Regions from separate parts of the Homo sapiens genome. Here region 1 is linked to region 2. Evidence: chromatin contacts called from ENCODE Hi-C or POLR2A ChIA-PET data. All regions are on one chromosome and are shown on one strand. Each heading gives the region's core, a stretch centred on a gene start or an enhancer-like site at or near the end of the contact. The rest is flanking DNA. Distances are from core to core; before and after follow the strand shown. Region 1 holds the start of GNG12-AS1 (GNG12, DIRAS3 and WLS antisense RNA 1). Region 2 overlaps LOC124904197 (a long non-coding RNA gene).

What was found. A loop is a pair of places that touch in the nucleus more often than their neighbours do. ChIA-PET counts read pairs that join two places held with the same protein, here RNA polymerase II (POLR2A). Pooled maps may share reads with other maps.
Region 1: a map of endothelial cell of umbilical vein shows a loop between it and region 2 (3-fold over the local background). The contact joins the promoter of GNG12-AS1 here to the enhancer-like site in region 2. A Hi-C loop is called at or near these places in 1 of 168 maps with a recorded cell type or tissue (endothelial cell of umbilical vein) and 1 of 50 pooled maps. POLR2A ChIA-PET finds 5 or more read pairs at or near these places in 2 of 52 experiments (H1 and PC-3).

Annotation. Positions count from the first base shown.
Region 1 is chr1:67,830,435-67,833,997 of GRCh38, reverse strand. It overlaps GNG12-AS1 (GNG12, DIRAS3 and WLS antisense RNA 1), which reads right to left and starts at 1,710. Exons shown (of 10, transcript NR_040077.1): 1 at 1,562-1,710. GNG12 (G protein subunit gamma 12) reads left to right here and starts at 531. Exons shown (of 4, transcript NM_018841.6): 1 at 531-654.
Region 2 is chr1:67,624,636-67,628,119 of GRCh38, reverse strand. It overlaps LOC124904197 (a long non-coding RNA gene), which reads right to left. Exons shown (of 2, transcript XR_007066160.1): 2 at 1,249-1,481. Among named protein-coding and RNA genes, the nearest start is that of GADD45A, 59 kb to the left of the region's middle. Within about 2 kb of position 1,484, at least 3 of the 41 ENCODE cell types and tissues checked have a DNase peak (open chromatin) inside an H3K27ac peak, as active enhancers do; they include PC-3, where a contact is called at or near this core.

The DNA.
Region 1 (3,563 bases), core at 461-2,960, 210 kb before region 2:
GGGTCGGGGCAGATGGACGGGAAGCTCATGGTGGGTGGATGTACTACAAATTCTATAATCCGCAGTTATACCTCCACTTTCTGGGAAACTTCTCTCCGTGGCCCCAGGGCCCTTTAAATGTTACTATGCGTGTTTTCCTCCATAGTTTCTGGAACAGAACCAAACTTTCGTGTAGGGGTTTGGCAGCGCTCATCCTCACAGCCCTGGGGACCGCTGGCACAGGGGCAAGCGAGGCGTTCGCACGCGAAGGAAACTTGCGAGGAGTCAGGGCGGCCCCGCGCGGGGGCGGGTCGTAGAGTGGGGGCCCTCAAGTCCTAGAACTTCAGGTCCTCCATGAGAATTAGAGGAAGGGGGATGGCCAAAGACGACCAGACGTCCACCGAGCTTCCACAGGCCAGGCCTCGCCCCTCCTCCTGCGGGGCCACAACGCGGGCTCCCCGGCCCGGGACAGCACAGCCAGGGCGTCCGGGCGGGAGGCAGGGCCCGGCGCGGAGGAAGGAGCCCGGGGCCGCCGCCGCCCCGCCCACCCCAGCGAGGCGGAGCCGGCGCCCGGAGGAGCAAGAGGAGGAGGAGGAGGAGAGGTCGGAGCCGTCTCCAGGAGCCCTTAGAGACCGAGTCCCGGCGGCGACGGCGGGGCAGCGCACCGGCAGGCGGGTGAGTACCAAGCGGCGGGCGCGGGTGGTGAGTCGGGTCCCCGCGGGGTCGGGGCGCGGCGCGGGGCGTCGGCCAGCGAGTTCGGGGGCCGCCTCCGAGTCCCGGGTGCTGGGAAGCGAGATGGAGGGAGGGAGCGGAGGAAGGAAGGAAGGAGGGAAGAGTGTCCTGCTGGAGGGCGGGGACTGGTCTGGGCGCTGGGCGCCGGAGACCGGGGGGAGGGGGAGGAAGGGGCCAAGGGACACCGAGACCCAGAGGCAGAAACGGCGCGCGCGCCCTCGACGGGCGGCCGCCCGAGGTTGCGGGAAGCCGCCCCCACGGCTGTGGCTGGGGCTAGGGCTGGGGGTGGAAGGAAAGGTCTCCCCTTGAGCTCGCTTGCCTCCTCGCCAGCCTGCGGCCGTGCGCCCCGCGCCGGGTTGGGAGGCCCCCAGTGTTCCCAGCCGTGGCTTGTGGTGGTGTCAGGCGTTGGAGGAGGGCTGGCATGTGGGGGCGACAGGGACGCCACGCCCCTCTGCCTACTTTCTACCTCCCGGGACCAGCCGGCGGGAGCGCAGCCTTGGAATCCGCTGGGCGCTGGGGGTCTAGCAGGGAAATAGCGGGTCGCAGAGGGGAGAGCCCATATGACGCACCCCGCGAGGGACCCCCGAGTGGGGACCCGAGGCTGCTTTTCTGCAGACTGTATTTGCAAGTGGTAAGGGGGAGGTTGAGGCTTAGTCTTGGGTGATTTTTTTTTTTTTAATTATTGCCCCGACAGTTATCCCGTGGGGCAGGGTGAATTCTGTTTTTCATTTTAATTAGGGCATATCAATTAAAGCTAACTTTAAAACGCTGTCACTTAGCACCTCCCGTCACTCACTCGTCCCTCGCTTTGTGTGTCCTGTAAACTTGGCTTAAATCATTCATAACTCACGATAAGGAAGCCGTGATTCTTGTTCACGTCGCCGCAGTGGAGTGAAACTTTGCCCAACTGGGACTGAGTGGAGGCATTGCTGCGGCCGGTCATCTGGTGGTCATCCTGCCGGGCGTGGTTGTATACAAACAAGTGGGTCGAGAAGGAAATCTCTGAACACCAGAGGTAGAAGGGAGGTTCCTGCGCCCACGTGTCAGGGCGCGTTTAATGGCTGCTCCCAGCGGAAACAAACGGGAATTTATTAGACCGTGTGGAGTTGGACAAACTTCACATGATTAGCTTCCTTCCCATCAGTTACTTCCTCTCCCCCCTGCTGTCTTTGCCGACACAGTTTATATTTCCTGGGGCGGTTGTAGCTTCGCCTGAATAGGCTGTGTATAATGAATCTTTTGGATGTCGTCAGAGGCAGGGTCTGCGTCTGTGCCTTCTCTATTTTAAAAGCGGAGTTTGGCTTTGTTTTTAAAAGTGCTAGTCACCAGACTGCACCCTTGCCAGCGCTTCGCAGCTCTCGAAGTAAATTATCGCAGGATGGCGGCCCTCACCTAGGAGAACCAGGAAGGCAGGCAGCGCTAGAACGACGGGATTGAATTTTACTATTGCCAAAACAATCACATTCAAGTAAGGAGCTGTTTTGTTTTGTTTTTGTTTTTTTAACCAAATTATATATACTAGCAAGCCCCTTTTCTAGTAAACTAACGTTATTCACACACACAATTTTTAAAGTAATCAAAAATTTTACAGAGTCTTAAGTGATAAAAGGACTTTCAGATAAAATGTTCAGTCCCTTTGCCTTCTCTAATAGTTAACCAGCGCCGTAAAGCCCTGGTTTAAGTCCAAAAAATGCTGAAAAGTCTACTGCGTCGTTAGACCTTATAAATAATGCAGTCCTATTTTTGCTGTATTTAACTCATGTAATTTACTAGATATCGAACCCCCAACAGGGCACACAGCACTTAGATTTGTGTAGAAATATATGAAAATGTGAATCTGTGTTTCACAAGAGCCTGAAAAAAATAGAATTATAAAAATTTCCTGTCCAGAAAGCTCCAGTCTTACTTGAAAGCTCTCTAACAATTAGATTTGTGGATTTGTGTTGTCACTTGTTAGAGAATATCGGTGGTTTATTAAAGTGTGAGAGCAAAGGGCTTCATGGTCAGAAAACTTGAGGAAGTGGTTAGCCAATATCAAATTAGTTTTTTTTAAAATTAGAATTATGTGATTTATTGTGTTTTGCTTTGTTTTGGAGTTTTATGTCAGCTTAAGCTTAACCTAGGAAGGCAAGTTGTGAAAGCAAGTAAATTTTTCTGAGCCCTAACTTGGAAGAGAAGCTTGTTTAACAGTGATTTGGGGTGTTGGCTTTGGAGTCAGACAGACTTAGATGAAAATATTAGCTATTTAACCTTTTTCAGTCTGATTTATAAGATGGGGATAATAATGGTCTCTATCTGTAGGGCTTTACAGAAAGTATATGAAAACTTTGTCTTTGGAAAACACTTAAACTGGACTTAACACGCAGTACATGGTCAAAATTATTAGATATTTATCTAGCTTGTTCAAGCAGCAGGCTACTGGATAAATTGCAGGGTGGCAGCTTGAACCTTCCGGAAATGCTAGATAGAGCAATTTCAAATTCTACAGAAAGTAACTGGTGTGTGTGTGTTTGTGTGTGTGTATGTGTGATGTTTCTACCACAGCAATATGAATAATTATGATTAAAGGATTAATAGTTTTAATATGCTTTTAGTGCTAAAGTTACAGTTGCATAGTAATTTTGACAGTCAGAAACATTGCATTATCCTTTACATTTAAAGAGAATTTATATTTCAAATAGTTGTGTTTATTAGCCCTAGGTAAGAAATTAAGCCAGGAACAGAAGTATTCATCTTTAACCAAGTGTAATTCTTAATCAAAGTATGAAAACATGTGACCCAAGGGTATCCGGTTATTTACTTTTGCATGTGCTGATGTCCAAGGCCAACAGATAAGCCATAAGAAGTGTTAG
Region 2 (3,484 bases), core at 235-2,734:
GTTGAAAAAAGTTACTGTCTGTGTAAATTGAGTCATAGCCAGGGTAGAACCGCTTGCCAGAGCCACTAATGGACTCAGAAATGAGGCCAAGAGGATATGAGAGGGTGCATAAGAGACACCCAAGTCATGGGACCTCCAGGTGGGTCTGTCCAGGTGGCACATATGTAAATCATCTAAAGTTCTGGAGAGAGACTGGGGCTGGAGACAAAGATTTGGCAATCATCAGTATCCAGGAGGTTGTTGAAACCATGAGGAAAGTGTGTCAAGTGCCCAGAGCAGTGAGCTGAGGAGGAATCCTGGAGGACCCTGAAGGACTGAGCAGAGGAAAAAAAGCCCACGGAGGCACAGGAATGGCCAAGGAGATGTAAGCAGAACCTGGAAAGGATGGTGCCATGGGAGCCAAAGTAGTAGCAGGTGACAAGGAGATTAGCTGAAGGTCTCCAGTGCATCACACCATAAAAAAAATCCCACTGCGTTTGGCAATCAGGAGGTCTTGGGTGCCATCACCGAGAGGAAGCTCAGTACAACTGTGGTGTTAGAGGTCAGAAAATATTGGCCTGAGGTATGAATGGGAGGTAGAAATCTGAAAAGAATAGTGCACCCTGCTTAGTCACAAGGACTGCCCTTGAACAGGATGAGGGCAGTGAAGGCATGAGCACAGGGACAGAGAGAGGGCAGATTTTAGGTCAGAGAGTGAGGCACTGAAGGGGATCAGGCAAAACAGCCTTAGTTTTCTTGGTGAAGCAATATTCTGTGCTGAAACTGTAGTAGTACGTGAACTAGAACTGGCCATCCTCCTTCTCCTGCTGAGAGCTTTCAACCTGAGGACCGCAGGAGAGAGTTGGGCTAGTACTCAGTTATTTCTATCAGTCATTCAGTCAGACAGTCCATATTTACTGAATAGTAACAATGTACAAGGCCTTATGAAACTGGGGACAATACAAGATGACTGCGATTTATTCCCTACTTATAAGGAGCTTTCAAGCATAGGTCCTGGGAATTTGTTACAAACCAGAGGAAGCTAGAAACTGGACTGGGTCAGGGATGCTGGCCTGTGTCCAGAAGTCTATTCATTTATTCAACAAATCTACTGAGGGATTATTATGTGCCAGGCACTGATCCATGTGCTCAAAATATATCAGAGAACAAAACAGACAACAATCCTGGTCTCATGGACCCTATATTCTAATGGGGTATATTTGTCAGGGAAGTCTAAGTTATGCTGTATTAATAAGTGCAGAGTATCAGTGGCTTAACAAAACAATGCTTTATTTATTTCTCTTTTACACAAAATCCATTGTGATTCTACAAGGCAATTGTCTTCCATGCAGTGACTCAGGGGCCCAAGAGGTTTCATCTGAGGTTCCTTAGTTGTGATGGCAGAGGAAAGAGAAACCGAAGAACTTCCCATGGGCTTGTAGGTACTGCAGCTTGGAAATGACTCACAATGCTTTCTCTCAGGACTAATCACATGGCCTCGCCTACAACAAAAAAACTAGCAAATGTGAGGAAGCACATGGAATATTTGGTGAGTGTTATTGTTTCTGCCACATGGCAGGAAGCAGTCTATAGGCTAAATAAATAAATCAGTTACATACCATATTAGAAAGGGATGAGTGCCATGGAAAAAGCAGAGGAGGGTAAGGAGGATTGGCTGTGTTGGGGGAAGAAGTGGAGGGTGGAATTTTTAAATCAGGATAGTTGCTGTGGCCTCAATGAGAAGGTGGCATTTTGAGAAAAGCCTTCAAGGAGATGAGAGAGCCAGTTGAATCTCTGAGAGAAGAATGATCTCAACAGAAAGAATAATCTGTGCAAAGGCCCTGAGGCAGGAAGATGTCTTAGAGAGTGAAAGAGGTAGAAAGTGAGGTTGGAAAGGTACGGGGGGAGGGGCAGGGAAGGTGAGGAACAGCATGCAGATTGTGTATGGCCTTAGAAGCCCTTTGTCAAAACTTTGGCTTTTACTTTGAAAGAAAAGGGATGCTGCTGTTGGATTGAGGCAGAGGACATCACGGCCTGTCTGAGGCATTCATGTGATCACCCTGGATGCTCTGTGGCAAATAGGCTGTAGGGCAAAGTGGCTGCAGGGAGAACCAATAGAAGGCCATTACAGTCATCTAAGTGGAAGACAATGCTGGCTTGGACCAGACTAACACTGGTGAGAAGCAGTTGAATTCCGGAAAGTTTTGGAGGTCTGTGCCCTCACGTGGAGTTTCTGGAGCTCCCTTGCTTCATCAGTCATGACTTGTTAGGTCACAACAGCCCAGAGCCCCTGAAATGAAATTATCTCTGAGCCCATGGTGGGCTTGAGGGGAGGGGAGGGGCAGGAAAGGTGTCTTGTGCCAGGTGGATTCTCAGGTACAGCTTCCAGAGCATGGGGACGCTGCCTCAGGAGTGATCACACTCACTTCTCACTAGACCACAATTCTGCAGTCTCTCCACTGTCTTAAATCACGGAAATGCACTCTGAAGAGCAAGGTGGACAGACTGAGGCCTGCAGAGTCCAGGTGACTTAAAAATCCAGAGTCAGAGTCAGAAAAGGAGCCCCGGTGGCCTGTTCCCAGTGGAGAGCTGCTGCTTCCTTCCCTGCCCTTCCCTCCCGTGACCCGCTTTTGTCAAGATTAAGGTACGTGGGAGAGGGGAAGAGGGGCAAAGGAAGCCTTTCCTATTCTCTCATTCCCACCCCACTCCTCTGCACTTGGCACAGGCTTTGGGAGTCTCTGCACTCCAACAGAACTTTCTAGGTCTGGCACTATGAAGGACATGGAATGTATCAGGATGTAGAGCAAAATGGCCCATGCGGTGGTCAGAGATGGAAAGCACAGACTTTAGTATCAGAAGAACTGTTCCAATCCCAGTTTTTTCACACAAATCAGTTATGGTACCTTGTGAGGTTACTTTACCTCAGTGAATTTTCATTTCCTTGTCTGAAAAATGGGGATAATAAGCCTATCACATAGGATTGTTATAATAAACATAATATGTGTAAAATGTCTAGCTCAGAATAGAAGGATGTGACAGATCCTGTAAACTGGTTCATTCAACATCTATTCTCAAACACCGTCTTCTTTGCTTTTCTCTACTAGCAAGGGTCAAAGAGGAAATACCCAAACTCCCAGCTTCCCTGCAGCTGGGGTTGGCCACAAAACCCAGCTATGACCAATGAGACATAAATACCTGTCCTTGACTTTTCCAAATAAAAAGGCAAAGCTTCTGAGCAGCAAGTCCTTGCTCCTCTCTCTGTCTGCCCCCCTCTCTCTTCTTGCCTGGAACTTAACTGCGAGGCTGGAGGTAGAACAGCCATCTTGATGTCATGAGGCAACAAGCACAAGGTTCACAGGCTAAGGCTGATGAAGTGGCAGGAGAGAAAGAGCTAGGGTGCTTGATGACATTGTTGAGCTTCTGTTTTACTCCAGGGCCACCTGGCCAGGAGTTTATTGTTGTGTGAGACAAGTACCTCATTGCTGGTATTCACCTGTGTTTGTTA